Linked DNA regions of Homo sapiens: region 2 is linked to region 1. Evidence: chromatin loops called from intact Hi-C (ENCODE). Cell type or tissue: dorsolateral prefrontal cortex. All regions are shown on one strand.

What was found. A loop is a pair of places that touch in the nucleus more often than their neighbours do. Peaks named below come from ENCODE experiments on the same cell type or tissue, not always from the same donor. Only the 100,000 strongest peaks of a DNase experiment are listed, where the experiment ranks them.
Region 2: a loop joins it to region 1, with 4 times the contacts of the local background. A loop is called at or near these places in 1 of 110 quality-filtered maps.

What each region holds. Positions count from the first base shown.
Region 1 is chr9:125,956,518-125,964,517 of GRCh38, reverse strand. PBX3 (PBX homeobox 3) reads right to left here. Exons shown (of 9, transcript NM_006195.6): 6 at 3,669-3,834; 7 at 2,304-2,416; 8 at 1,417-1,506. Among named protein-coding and RNA genes, the nearest start is that of PBX3, 210 kb to the right of the region's middle. In dorsolateral prefrontal cortex, a CTCF peak has its summit at 4,104; a DNase peak (open chromatin) is centred at 3,217; H3K4me3 peaks cover 1,564 bases; H3K27ac peaks cover 773 bases.
Region 2 is chr9:126,387,550-126,395,549 of GRCh38, reverse strand. It overlaps MVB12B (multivesicular body subunit 12B), which reads right to left. Exons shown (of 10, transcript NM_033446.3): 5 at 3,355-3,484. Among named protein-coding and RNA genes, the nearest start is that of NRON, 19 kb to the left of the region's middle. In dorsolateral prefrontal cortex, no CTCF peak of the experiment used is centred here; no DNase peak of the experiment used is centred here; H3K27ac peaks cover 7,777 bases.

The DNA.
Region 1 (8,000 bases):
AAAAAGCTATGGTGGTATTGTTTTAAAGCCTCTGTTTTGCCAGGTTGGCTAATGACATGCCCATGTGTGTTCGGTGGACTCTCAGAAATCCTCTTCTCTAAAAGGTAAGCTGTTTCCCCCCTCAGGTATGAAAATCTACTTAGGAAAAGAAAAACTCTCACACAGATACAAGTCTAAAGATATTCCATCTGAAGTAAACATCATTCCTCTTTTATCCAAATTTATAAACAACAAATGTACAATATTTTTACCCAGCATGGCAGCTGGAGGAGAGGTTGTCAGCAAGCATTCTTTTTTTTCAAAATAAATTAATCCTTACTCTGGTGGTTTGAGATTATGCACTGTATTATACAACAGCGCCTTATCAAGCCTCATCAGTGAAGATGGAATTCATGTCTGTAAAATGCTGCAGGCAATCACAGTTTCATATTTTATCATGTTGATAAGGATATCGCACATTCTCTGAAGCATTTCAAAACACTTAAATGAAAAAGGAGAAATGCAACTAAAAGGCTTTTTATATGGTTTGTTGTGGGTTATTATGAGTTATTTATAAGCCCAAAAAGAAAGATTTGACATTTCAAATGTAAAAGATTTGAGTATTTAATGGTCCTTTTTTCCCTTTACAATTGAACATCCTCAATCACTTTTTAAATCATTAATATTTACTCTCGTAGCAAGCCAAGGCCCTAAAAAGGAAGAATTTTGCCCATTTTCTTCCTGAGTCTACTACCGTGAGCTGGGCAGTTAATTTCCTTCCTAAGTCTAGAACCCCAGACTCCATCCACCACACCCCGCAGCACCACCACGATGACCTGCTCCCCTGCCCCCTTCCCCCTTTTCCAGAGCTGTGTGTTTTGCCATTTTCCATCCATGTCAGTGGAGGGAAAGGTAAAGTTGTAGTGAAGTAGTTACAAAAGTTAAAATTATTTCCTCCATAATTAAAATTGTCAAATATGTTGTGCATCCCACATTGACAATACAGCAAGATGCTTTTAATAACACAATTATTTGTTTAGCTTGGTTTGCTGGTCTGCCTGGGATTCTCCAAACTTACCACCTTCACCTGAGTTCTGTTTGGGAATTTTTCCCGCTGCCTGGTTCTAAGATAAATGACCTGTTTTCTACCGTCTCCCTGGAGCACAGCACTGATGGTAGGAAATGGCGTCTTAATGGGCTGATGCTTAAGTCCCTGCTGATGACAGGACACCAGCCATTTCTGGGCATCTATGAGGACTTCTAAGGGTATCTAGACGGCATCAAGCATTTAGGTTCTTAAAATAAAAGTGCAGCAAAGACGCTGCCTTCCCTACCTGCCAAGAAGATGAGAAGCCAGGTCAAATGGCTATTAATTTCTTTATTAGTCACTGTTTACCTGACACTGTTCTCCTACAGCTGACTCCCCAGAGTACTCACATTTAAATTATGTGGACTGTACAGTGAATTTCCTCCAAGGCCATCACTGTAGCCTCCCGTCTGATTGATAACATGACGGAGGGTATCCACCTAGAAGTGAGACAAAACAAAATTCATCATCCCAAATCTATTAAAACGTCATCACTTACAAAAGGAAATAATTTGAATTATGTGTGCCACAAGGGTTTAACATCTTCAATGAAAGACAAATTTATCAATCAAATGTGACTGGCAGAATTTCAACCATTCTTTGCATATTTAAACTCACAAATCTTTGTTTTTCATGCCAGCCAAACAATAACATCTTCATGGCAATGCAACTTTCCATCTACAGCAACCAAATGGATGTGGCTGTGGGTGAAAGCCTACTTAGAATTGTGTATATGGAATTATCTCAACTCTCTTTCTCTCACTTTCTCTATGTCTCATACACATACATCTAGATGTATAAAAACTATATGAATAGTTCTGTTCTCAAATAAGAGGACAAGAAAAGAGTAGAAATTATAGAGTTATAATTTAAGAACTCAGGTTTTTGTACTCTGACTTGAGAAATGAAACAGCAACATGTTCTTAAACCATATACACACTGGCACACTCAATTTTTCTGTTCTATTTTGTGACAAAAGTAAGATGCACCCAACCCCTCTCCATGAGCTCAAGCCAGAGCCGAATGCATTCACAAAGTTTATCAGGTTTGAATCATCACAAGTCACTGTTCACTTGACTTCTCATTAAATTAAATGGTGGGGCAGATGGGTCCTGGTTGGAAGCACCCAGCACAGGTTCTGCATGGATGTGTAGACCACTTCCATGGGGTCAGAGGAAGGAGTTTTGAGCCCAAACCCTACCCTGCTAGAAAGGCCCCACTGGGGCATTTCTCCTACCTGTGATTGCACATTGGCTCCGACTTGGGACCCTTGGTAAGAATCCCCATTCAGACTCTGCATGTTCATGAACATGTCCCCAGAATTTGGGAGGTTAAAAGAACCAGAAGAACCTGGAAAGGAAAGAGTTAAGTAGCTGAATAACAGAGAGCTACACACATAATCCTCAAAGACCTAGAGGCAGGGAGATGAGAAAAAGTACAGAAGGGAAAGGCTGTGCACAACATAAAGCATTTCCAGATCTAAGAGGATGGAGAGTAACTCCAGAGAGTTGGGTCCTGTGAGTCACTCCACATCTAGGAGAAGTCCCATCAGTGGGGAAGCCCAAACTTAAAAAACAAAAGCAAAAACAAAGAGACAAATCAAAATAAATTAAAAAGAAAAAATAAACCAAAACACCCAGCAGCTGGCCTGGACCCTTCCCCTTGTTTCCACTCATCTCCAGGATTTAGTCATTACACGAGCTTGTCAACATGGCTGTCACAGTGGACAGCCACCCAGAGAAGAGACTTTTCCAGGAGCTCTTTCTTCGCTATGCATATACCTCCCTCTCCTTTCATCTGTTTTTATGTGCCATTAAAAAGAACTGGGGGGTGAGGAGACAAGACAAAACAAACAAAAACCCCCCTACTTTCTGAACTTCTAAAGATATAGCTAAGAGACCTTCTCAGAAACGCCCCTGGAATTGCTACTGAAGTCCATCTGTTTGGACTAGCTGCACATCTTTCATTGTTATTCAAGTTCCCTGAAATTTTAAAGTATTTCTAACCCCCTCACAAACGTCACATAAAATGCAGCCAAAATGTACCGGACGAGGATCCAAGAATCTTGCATGCATGTATTAAGCACCATAACCCTCACAGCTAGCCACCTGCTGAGCATGCCGTCAGCCCCGCTCAGACAGTGCTGCTGAAAGGCAGAGAAAGGACAGCGGTGCTGGGCAGAAAGCACTGCTGCACTTCCCTCCAGCATTCCAGCTTCCTCACACACAGCAACTGCTGCATTTCCCACTTCTGCTATTTCACTCTCCACAGACCACTACTGACCCTAAAGTGGTATCTGGAAAGAAATAGCTAAAATAGTCATGAGCGATAGCACTCTGCCTAATTACTGAACTGAAAGCCACTACTAATTGTAAAACTTCCATAATCTACTAGTGAGTGGCATTCACTGTGAAGAGTGGGTTTACAGGCTCTGACCTTCCACTCATTCACCCATCTCAAGAACAAGCCTGCATTTGAACATAAATCTTCCTTTTTAAGTCCACTCTGTCCTCAGTATGGCTCTTGTTTCCTGGCCTGTGGGACAGGGCATTGTGGCATAAGGCTGCCTGGGCCAGTTGGGGAGCGAGCCCCCAGTACGCACCGGAATTTGGTGTGGTGGGCGAATTGGTCTGGTTGTTCTGCACAGCTGCTGCTACTGCGTGTGCAGCTGTCACGGCCGTCTTTGCAGCATAGAGGTTGGCTTCTTCCTGAAACTTGCCAATGTTCTTCTTGTACCTGATTCGTTTGTTGCCAAACCAATTGGATACCTACAAATTGCAGGGACATGGAGGTGAAGGGGAAGAGAGGAAGAAGTAATCAAATTCCAATAATACCTGCTGGACACCAAGGCAATACCTTGGGAGACACACAATTCCTAGCCTGCAACCTCACATCCTATGGATCATGCATAATGGTTTTGGGGGTTATTTTCTCTTTTGGCAAAACTCTCACATTCTTTTGGAATAACGCTGCTTTCTTAGAGTTGGCCACAGTAATACCAAAACGGCAGGGAGCGCTGCTCATAAAAGATATCCAACTGCTATATACCGATTAGTATATAAATAGTCAGGCCCCCAAAATCAGGCTGAAAAGCTGAAGGAAATATTTGCTAAGTTAGGTAAATAATAAGAAATACTTGAACATGAACGACTTATTCTTCTTTTTTGGGTCTAGAACAATTTTGGCAGCTGTATAGTAGAATCATGTTTGGTCTGCTGAAAAGAGTAACATCAATTAATAATGGATGAAAAAACCCTTTGTCTTTTGCCTCAGAAAATACTGCATGTCTGCCAAGATGGCTGCTCAAGCTCTGCCAGTTAACATGTGGGAAGGTCACAACTTGAAAACTCAAGTAATTCCAACCAGGTCAAATGTAAACACAGAGGAGCAACTCTAATGTCATCAGGTGGAATATATTTCTTTCTTTTGCAAACTTCTTATGATGTCAGCCGGTGCAAATGGAAGAGAGATTTCTACAAAGGATCTTGGCAATAGGCAGATTTCATCACACGTCAAGGAGAGCAGAGCTCAGCCCCAGAATCATGGCTCAGAGTTACAATGTATTCAGGCACCTGTAATTGAGCTATATAAAGAAGCTAAAAGCCACATGGCAATTTATAAGAAAGTATACCCACACACTATATAAAAGGATCTGACCTCTCTTTTATTAAAGCAACAGTTTAAAAATACTTTTCAATAATTTCTTAATAATCCTGTCAAAGGGGCATATTGCTGTGATATCAGGCTGGGTGGGGTCACTGTTCTACCCTGAAGGTATTATACTTAACAGCTATTCATAGGGGCCCTGAAGAGACGTAAGGAGTAGTATGTAGTTTGAAGCCTTCCAACCCAATTTACACTGTGGGCACCCTTTTTGACCATCTCTGCCAAGTCTTTAATTGGTTTGGAAATAGAATTCCCATTCTTCAACCTATGGCACTCATCCTTCTGGAAGGAGCAGAGAGCCCTGGCAAGGGAGCCATGTGAGGAAGACAACATTGGCCTTGCTGCTGCCCATATGCTGTCCATCCTGGGGATTATGGAGTGCACACATGTGCACATATACACATGCAGGCATACTTGCCGAGGACCCATGCAGCAACCATGAGCATAGGTTCGTCAGACAGAAACAAGCCAAAGCCCATCAGGAAGTAAATGTGCTACAGATCAGCACTTCCTAGCTGTTTCTGTTCTACCATCATTTTTTCCCCCTAGAAGACTGTATGTATCCCTTCTTTTCTTCATATCAAATACAGTAGCTCTAATAACTATCATTTGGTGAATGACCATTATGCAGAGCACCTTGCAGACATTTTCTCATTTTAATGTGAACAATTTCAAGGGCTAGGTGGTAGATGGGAGTGGTTATACTGGCATGACACCAGTCCCAAATCCAATGGCCTTGTCTCTCTGACTAGTCTGACCTCTCAGCAGTGTCTGATACTTGTAATTACCACCCCTCTTGCCTAGAGCAGGCTCTTACATGGTGTATGTGACATTATACTCCTTCTCCTCCAACATCTGCTCTTCCCTGATACATGAGAGAGACAGACAGAGAGAGAGAGAGGAAGACAGTGAGTTTTCTCCAGGACTCAGCTCTTGGCCTTCTTCTCTCTTGCACCTAGAGCAACCTTATCCATATTCAAAATTTCAAATATCCTCTCTGTGTGGATGACTCCCAGATTTATAGTGAGTTCTCATTTTTAAAGAGATTTCCATATAAATGTTCTGCCACAACTTCCAATTCAATGGGTCTAAGAGGAAGTCGGGTGTCCTCTAAGCCTGTGCCACCTCCTCTATATTTTCTTTGTGGTCCTGATCTCTCCATCTCCAGAGATGTGGTACTCACTACCTCACAATATCCCCGCCTCCATTGTTGGATAGTCCTAATGGGTATATAGTTCTCTTTATTCTGAACTACAATCTGGTTCCCTTTCCCTTCCACATATTGGTCCTACTTCCAACATCTAGACTATCACAACATTAGGCCTTCAGGCTCAGCCCCAAGGGACCTCTCCATCCTACTATTAGCCTTCTTGGCCTTCCCTTCCTTGAGCCCCATATGCTCACAGCAGGTGTGCATTATAACTGCATAGGATGTGGCAACAGGAGGAAGTTAGGAGAGTATATAAGCGAGGAAGCCATGAGGGCCTGAGCCAGGCAGAGCAGTAGGAGTGGAGAGGGCACATATTATGGAGGAGGAACAGACAGAATCTGGCCACTGACTAGCTCTGGGGTCAGTGGAGAGGGACAAGCCAGAGACGATGCAGGTGTGGTGCCCAGGCCTTGAGCAGGATGGAGACAGATATTTGGGAGGAATTTCTGCACCAGGACAAATCCTCAGTGACCATTAGAATCCATACCAGAATTATGTGATTCTAAAAACAGAAAAGTTCTAAATCAAGATTGGAAAAGGACTATAAAGGTATGGGTTCTGATTACGCTTCTTAAAGCATGTTCTCTTTGACCTTACCTCATGTTTCCCAATGCATGCTCTCAGCTCAGGAGACAGACCTAGAGTTGGCTTGCAAAAAGCTCTTTTAATACATAATTATCACTCTAGCGTTTCTGACTAAGACTGTCAGGCCTTAGAAAGAGTTAAATATTGAACATATCTATAGTGCAAAGGAGGATAGTCTTGGTTGAGAGGGAATTTGGTATTTCTTAAGCATAATTAATGAAAATTCCCCAACTCTGAATTTAGCAACAAAGGCCCATCTTAGAATTCTCTTCTTCCAAACAATTCTCTGTTGGATTCAGTACTTTGTAGTTAATATTACCTTGACAATCAGAGAAGCTATAATACATTAATGAAACCTAGCCTGGAAAATCAGATTACAGCTTTATTAACAGTTTCATAATTGAGGAATCTCTGTACCATCGAAGGTCTCATCTCTAGATATGTAAGAATCCTCTGTTTATGCATACCCCTGGACCAATCAAACAACAGTCATCACTAATAAAGGTTTATTTAATTCTCACAGTAAAATTTTAATATCACCAGCAGCCTGGGGAAGCTTTAGCAAGTGGATTTGCTTGACATCAGATCGTTTTTATTCTGCTAGTCCCAATACTTCTTAATCTTTAATATCAAGGCAATTAAAATTAATGGCCACTCATCCGAAGCTACTGTGGGCACTGTTTCCTTGACATCAATTGTTTGATGGGATTACCTAGAGGTTAAACTAACAAGCAAGGTTTAATTGGAAGCAATGAAAGAAGCAGTGATCATTCGTTATGTTTAACCTGCATAACCACATCTAAATGAATATCTAAAAATGTTAAACTATTTCTCAAATTAAAATATGCACATCACATTCTGATATTACAGATTTGGGTATTGCAGCAATCAGCTATTAAGACCACACTGCTGCAACTGAGATGGGGTAATTAATGTATCAATCGACACCTAAATTCAGGATTTTTTTTTCACCTTTTAAAAACAGATGGATATAATTAGTTGCAAAAGAAGCCCTAAGCTCACCCAGTAGGAAGCCTCAAAGGCTGCAGGTCATGGGGCCCCTCCTGCACAGAGCTCACAGTGGGGCCAGGCTGCATGCGCAGTGCATGAAGGCGAGCAGAGCTTGCTCCATCTCTGAACTGGAATGGTCTGTACAGTGGTCCCAGAATAGAAAGGCAGGCAGGAAACTGGTGAAGGGAAAGGGACTACGCTGTCCTGTGCCTCTCTGTTGAGCCGCATATCAAGGATTCATGACTCTGGATTGTGCCCAAGGCAAAGGGCCATGGAAGAATTTTAAGATCAATTAAAAATGAGAATAAAAGCACAAGTACTCTCCCTCTTCTACTGATGTTCATTGTTATCAGCCACCAGACCAAGCCTCTGGTGATTAGGGGAATGAGTAGTGCACATTATGCAGTCCGCTGATTTTCTGGAACTTTTCTGCAAGGCCAAGGAGCAGCCTGAAAGGGATCT
Region 2 (8,000 bases), 430 kb before region 1:
TGGCTCTGGTTAGCACAAAGCATTTACCTGAGTGACAAAGCAAACCAATTCATTTAAAAGAGTCATGGCCTCAAACACCAGGGAATCAATTCTTGCCCTCCACGTGAAATGGGTTCCACCGTCTCCTTTGTGCTCTGGGTGTCATAGTTCACACGAGGGTGACCCGTTCCATCTAGGCAGGCCTTCGGGACAAGGCCGCCTGCATCACCCTTCCCAAGCTTGCCTTCCTACTCCAACTGGTACTTTCCTTGCTTCTCCAAACTTCTTTTTGTTTTGCCATTTCCTTGTGGAGTGTGACGTGATAATCCACATCAAGTCCTTTGTGCAATTAGGAGAGACAGATAGGGAGATGCTGGTTTTTAACCATGAGAAGAATTAGCCCCCTACTCTATAACACACTCCAATCTCAGGATACAGCCTCTTGCAGCTGGGTGTCACCTGCCGTTGGACTCATTCTCAGGGTCAGTTTGGGAGTCATCTTCAAACTACAAAACTCGAGGCCCCATGAACCACACAACTAGGAGTGGACACCAAGGGGCCTCCCAGACGCCGCATAAGCTCTCCTGTGACCTCCCTCGCAGTCACCACAGCCCCGCCCCCTACTACACCACACACTCGTGAGTGCTGAGGAGACAGCCACGCTCCTAGGAATAGTGACGGGATCATTTTCACCATATTCAGTTTCCAACTTCCCAGTTGCCCACAGAACTGCATCTTTGGGACCTGATGTAGAGGAATATAATCTCTTCAAAAAATGGAAAATGACTTATTCTGTGGGAACCCCTAATAAGCTTCTCAGAACACCCCAGGAACCATGTAAAACCACAATCCTGTCTTCTTAGATGAGTGATTCCAATGAACTGCACTGATTTCTCCACCTCTGGGCCGTGGCCTCCAGCTGCCAGGCTTTGGAGGTGCTGTTTGCAATGTGAGGTTTCTATCTTCCCCAACTGACAATCCCAAACCCTTGCAAAGTAACATGTAGAACTGTGCCCGCTTTTAAGAATAAGTGACTTAGAGTTCTGAATACTGAATTCTCTTTCCTTGCTTAAAAATAACACTGGAATTGTCTTCCTCTGGAAAAGAACTGTTGCCCCAAGATGAAATAAAACTATAGCAATATTTCCAAAGTGACATAAAGGAAAAAAGCCTTTGGTTTTATCAAGGTACATACTGGTACATATCTATTCCTTAAAATTTTTAAATTGGTTAAAAATGGAATCTTTTTACAACAGGATAGTTTGTAGTTAAAGATACACATAGCAACTGAAATTAGATTTAAAAGTTCATTACTAAATTGCTGGTTTCTGCCATTTGTATGTAAATGGGTGCTTCTGAGGTGCCTGAAGTATGTTTATTCTAACTATTTCCTACTCCTGTAGTCCTGTTTACATAATTAGTGTAAACCGTGTTGCAAAACGGGATTTTTGAGTGTGTAGGAAGGGAATGATCACAGAGTCCTTCTTAACCACATGATCTTGACACAGAGCATTCAGATGCCAGAGCTGAACACCCACCGAGGTGAAACTCTGCATTTCTGTGGTACCTGCTCCCTGCATGCTTCAAGCAAATGCCACGAGGGCTCATCTGCTGTCTCACCGGGTCTAGGCTATCAGAAAGGCCCTGGCTGATACAAAGGCGGCTCTGGGCTCAAATGAACAAGAGTAAAGCAGAGTACAGGCCTGAGCCAGGAGGCTGGCCTCAGAAGCCGAGGAGGACAGGGTGCCTCTGGGAGCCCACAGGGAAACACATGGCCCCTGCCAGCCCTGGCCAGGGAAGACGCACATGGCTGAGGGGGCTGTAAACCATCTGCCACACCGAGTAAAGTGCACACCTGGATTTCAGTTGACTGAAGACAGTGAACATCTATTTCCTTCTGGACAGCTGGCATCCACTCACCCCCTTTCTGACTTTTGACTGCCCCTCCATATTTTAGGAGCAGCACCAGTCGTGGTTTGTCCTTGAGTTCCAATGGAGCTGATCCTACTTCCTGCTCAGGCCTGGTCAATGGAAGAATTTTCCAGAAAACAGTGACAAGCCCAGGGTGCACATGACCCTACCTAGATCAATCAAGACCAATGAGACTAAATTCTAGAACTTCTTTTGAACTGTCAGGAACACAAACTTGCTCTTGGCCTCTGGACTTGAACCTGGATGAAAAGCAGGTGGAGCTACTGTAGCACCAGGCCTCCTCGAGGGGGAAACATGTCAGAACAGAGCCCAGCACCGGAGCCAGGGGGAGACAGGGAAACCAGAACCCAGTGCCGGCCTTCAAGCTTCCGCTTCCAGGCATGCCAGTCCTGCCTCCCCAACTCCTCTGTGATGCCAGCCAATAAATTATTCCTTTTGCTCAAGCCAAACTGGGTTGGGTTTCCTGTCACTTACAATCAACAGAGCCCTAAGTGAAACCCTGGGATTTCACTGTAGTAAGTATTTATGGAGCTGCAACAGAGCCAGGCCCATGCTCAGTGCTGAGGCTGCTGGAGGAACAAGACACAAACGGGCCCAGGCCTCAGCAGTTCTCTGCTTACTGGGGAATTATCATGCAGCTGTGTAATATTTATGTTTCTTCCTGACTTGGAGCCCTCCACTGACTTTCTAGCGTGCTTGGAATAAACTCCAGGCCATGTCCTAGGAGGTCCTGCCAACCCTCGCCCTTGTCCCAACATTGTCCCTGGCTCTTCCAGCTGCACAGGGCTGTGTTCTGCTCCCAGAACGTGCCATGCTCATTCCCACTTCTCTCCTTCTGCTTCTGCTCTGCCTCAAAGACTATGCCTTCACATCTGTGCATGGCTGGTTTCCTGACATTCAGGTCTCTGCTCAAGTGTCACCTTCCTGACCCCCTCACGGAAGAGGCCCCCACTCCATCATTGTGTTTCACTTTCTTCACTGTCTGGAATTATCTCATTTATTTTCTTGTTTATTGCTCGTCTGTCCCTTTTAGAACATCAGCTCTGTGACAGCACGGCCTTTGCCTCACTTATATCCACATCCAGTGGCCTTGGCCCCGTGGTACAAAATAGGTCCCTGTGACCTTTCCTAGGGTGAATAACGAGTGTGAAGAGCTGAGGCCAGTGGCATCACAGGGTGTCGGGGAAGGACCCAGAGGAGCTTCAAGGCTGAATGCGCAGAAGGGCAGGGGAGGAAAGGCCCTAAGGTGGAGTCAGCAGTGCGAGCCGAGGCTCAGAGAGACCGCAGCTGAGCAGGAAGGGCAGCGAGGAGCACTGGGCTGACAGAGGCCCATGGCTGAGAGCCTGGGGGGCTGCATGGAAATCTCTTGGACCTCATTGCCTGGAGTGGCCTGAGTGCTCTCAGGGAAGAGAAGCAGCTGACAGTCCTGTTATTAAGACTCACCCAATAAACGTGTACTGAGGCGGGGCCTGCTTGGTCCGGCCCATGATCCGAATGTCACAAATCGCAGCTTCCGTTGAATCCCGTGGAATAAATTTAATGCACAGCCTCTTCTTCCTAAAAGCCACTTCCTCTGAAGGAAAGGACAATAGAAAAGGTATGAGTTTTCCAGAGATACCAGAATCTCTATTCTGAAAACCACATCCCCTGTCACGCCCTATTCCTGGCAGCAGAAGTGGCAGGTCACCTAAGCTGCTGGACAGAAGGGCTGCGCTCTGCCGCCTGCCTTCCCCGGGGCTGCAGTCACCCTGCTCTGCATGTGGGACCCAACCCAGACACCCCCTGCTGAGAAGGGGACCACACACCCTGCAGTAAATCTGGGTGGCTTCTAAGAGCCGCAACCACAATCTGCTCACTGCTCAGCCATCAGAAACCTGCACACTGACGCCCTGAGCATTAACACATTTCACCACACGGACTTCTTTTCTTTTTATTACAGAAATCTTCAAACATACCCCAAAGCAGAGAGAACAGTGGAATGAATCCACGTGTTCCCGTCACCCAGTGTCAATGCTGTGCACAATGGACAAGCTGGTTTCCTCTCCTCCCACCCCTGCAGTTTTGCTGGATATTTAAAATGAATCCCTGACGACACTACGTTATGTCACCATCAATACCTCAGTAGGCATCCAGGACACTGTTCTTTAAAGACCACCATGCCATCACCATTCCTAACAAAACGAACAGAATTCCTGAGTATCATCCAACAGAGAGTCTACATCCACGTTTTCTCCAGTCTGTCTGCATCTGGATCCCCAGGATGCTGAAACACTGCCTCTGGGTGTCAGGCCTCCCAGATCATTTGACTCTGGAACAACCACTCCTGTTCCCTTTTCTTCAGGGCACTAACAGGTTGGAGAAATCGGGTCACTCCCCTGTGCCTCCTGTAGGCTGGCAGAGCTAAAGCCTCGATTAGACTCAGGTTAGGTTTTTTAGGCATGCACGCCGTCCGGGGTACACGTAAGTCTAGGCTGTCATATAGTGAGGCCCAGAGTCTGGCTGGGCCATTCTTGCTGAGCTCTGCTGGCGTCGGCCCAGGACCTCGGTCACACAGTTCCCCAACTGCCATCCTCTGAGCACTTTCTCACCCTCTGATGACTGTTGCTAAGATCCATGTTTTATTAAAGGTTCACAATGGTGATTTTTGAACTCTGTCATTCCTTCTGCTCTTTTTTTTTTTTTTTTTTGAGATGGAGTCTCACTCTGTCACCCAGGCTGGAGTGCAGTGGCATGATCTTGGCTCACTGCAACCTCCACCTCCGGGGTTCAAGTGATTCTCCTGCCCCAGCCTCCTGAGTAGCTGAGATGCGTGTTACCATGCCTGGCTCATTTTTGTATTTTTAGTAGAGATGGTGTTTCACCATGTTGGTCAGGCTGGTCTTGAACTCCTGACCTCGTGATCCACCCTCCTTGGCCTCCCAAAGTGCTGGGGTTACAGGCGTGAGCCACCGCGCCTGGCCTCCTTCTGCATTTTTTAGCTAGAATCCTTCTATATGTAAAAAATAACTTTCCTTCATCAACTATTTGGTCTCCCTGAAATAAGTTTTGTATAGGAAAAAAAGGATAAGCACGTGATTCTTTTCTCTTACTTATCAAGCCTTAGAGTAAGGAGTTGGTGCTCTAGCAACCTCCAGTGCTGACCAACGGGAGGTGTGTGTTTGTTTGTGCTTTTAAACCTGAGTTTCAACCAACTGCGGCCATTTAATACACGAGTCAGACAGATCTGGGTTGAAATCCCAACACCAACATTTCCTGGCACTGTGACCTCAGGCAAGTTACTTAATTTCTCTGAGTCTTGGTAAACTGTAAAAGGGAGTTAATGAAACCCACCCCACAGGGATGTGGGTTGGATGCACTGTGCCAACACATATGATCCACTTAGCCCAGTGCCTGGCACACAGTAAGTGCTCAGTAAAGAACAGCTGTGTGGGATCTTACCGTCATTATTGACAAGTAAGCCTCTAGCATGTAATTTATGCCTGTGCTTGGTATTGGGTTTCAAGACCTTGCAATTCTGTGGCAGGAAGTAAGACATTCAACAGCACATTCAAATTGAGGAACAGAATGAGGGGAAGTACAGTCCTGCCCAGGGTTTCTTATAGGGGCCGGGAGTGGGGAGGGGGACAAGAAAATCAGTGGAATTGTTTTGTTATTATATTTTGAGGGGGGTAGGGTTGTTTTTTAAAGAGTCAGATAACTGTGGGTTCCTCAGGCACAGAAACTGAGGGCTAGAGCAGATCTACGAGCAGAGAGAAACAACGTTCTGAATCCAGACCCTAAACATTGCTAAACATCTAGGAAATGATCCTAGAACTGGAAATGAAGAGGCCCCTGCTGCCCACCCTCCTGTGTGACAAGACCCAACCTCAGGGTCCACACTTGGGACAGCAACCTGGGGAGTTGGGGGCGCTGCTCATGGCAACTCTGCAACTTCAAAGATTATCAGCTGATCAGATCGGCCTTAGAAAGCACGAAGAAGAGAGACCTTTACACAAAGAAAACTAACGCCGGGTGTTTCACTTGCTGTTGCCACGCTGCTCTTGGCTCCATTCTTCCGTCTGCAGCAAACTCGGGGTTAAGAGATGGAGCCACTGATTACACATGCTTAAGCAGGCCTAATTTTAAGTAAACATATTATACATAGTCAATAGAAATGTGTTCAGTCATGCTAATGAACACAGAGAAAGTACACAGCACTTTACTAAAACAAACATCTTCCAGTTTTTCAGTGCTATATGGATTACAGCAAACCATATTTTCAATGAATTACAGGAGTCTCCTGTTTTTGGCTGACTGTATAAAATCAGGGTCTTGAATACTCTCAGATGATACAGAGCTGATCATAAGGCTTATGTGGCCAGCTTGGGCTCCTCTGTTCCCTGGGTGAAAAGCTCCAGGAAATGTTGCTAGAACCAGAAATGAAGAGACCCCCTGCTGCCCACCCTCCTGTGTGACAAGGCACCTGGCATTGGGCCCAGGACCGATCTCAGAGTCCACACTTGGGACAGCAACCTGTGTACTCCCAGTCACAAGGGAGAAACTTCCCAACCAGGACCCCTGGGCCCCACAGCAGCTGGGCCCCAAGCCCAGACAGGACAGAGCCTCAGTGAACTGGTCCAACTAACCTAGAGGAAAATGCAGAATGGAAAACCCATTGTGGCTCCACAGCACATCAATATAAAAACATTCGAAGTCAACTGACTGTCAAAAAACGAACACCAATGCAAATTTTAAAACTGTGAAAAACACAGGGGAAAAGGAGGAAAGTGATCCAAGTCTTGGAGAAAACTGTAGATCCTAAGCAGAGGAGATAATACAAATGGCCAACAAGCACAGAAAAAGATGCTAAACATCATTTGCCATCAGAGAAGGGCAAACAGAAAGCACAAGGAGATTCCATTTCACACCCACTAAGATGACTAGAATCAAAAAGACAGACAATAACAAATTGCTGGTGAAGATGTGGAGGAATTGGAATCTAAGGACACTGCTGGTGGGAATAAAAAACAGTGCAGCTCCTTTGAAACATCATTTGATAGTTCCTCAAAAATACCAAGTTACCATATGACCCAGCAATTCCATGACTAGGTAGATACCCAACAGAAACGAAAACATAAGCCCAACAAAAACTTGTACATGAATGTTCATAGCAGCCTCATTCCTAACAGCCAAAAAGTACAAACAACTCAGATATCCATCAGTTGAATGGATAACCAAAATGTGGTATATCCATATAATGTTATATTATTTGGTGATAAGAAGGAATGAAGTAATGATCTATCCTACAACGTGGGCCAACCTTGAAAACAGTATGCTAAGTGAGAGAAGCTGGTCACAAAAGACCACACGCTGTATGATTCCATTTATATGAGATGTCCAGAATAGGCAAATCTACATAGAAAGTAGATCAGTGGTTGCCTAGGGCTGGCGGGGAGTGGGGAGGTGAGGGTTGGAGAGCAATAAGAGAGTGATTGCTAAGGGGTACAGGGGTGATATCCTGAAAATGGGTTTTGGGGGTGATATAATGTGCCATAATGGTTGCCAACTCTGCATTTACTAAAAGCCACTGAACTGTGCATGTTAAATAGGTGAATTGCACGGTATGTGAGTTATAGCTTAATTTTTTAAAACTCTGTACATTAATATAAAACATATCTGTAAAAGGTGCTTATACACATGCTCTTCCAGTGTGCCGCCGTGGTTAAAAGTGTGGCTGGAGTAAGACGTATGTGAGCATTCTAGTTATTCCTCCACTTCCAGATGCATGACCTTGGCTAAGTTCTTTAATCCCTAAGGAGTGAGTGTGCTTCATTTTTCTCATATCTGAAATGGGTATAATAATGTCCATCTCTAAAGAGGGGTCTTCTGAAGATTAAATGAAATCAGGGAGGTAAAGCATTTATCACAGGGGTGAACATACAGTAAATGCATACTAAATATCAGCTGTTATGATTATCAGGTAATACATAAAATAATAAATGACAAAAAGCAATCCAATGTTGAAATGTGAAGAGACCATCAGGAAAATAAAAATATGCTATACAACGGGGTCTGCTGGTTTCATGAAAATAACAGCAGGGGATCTGCGT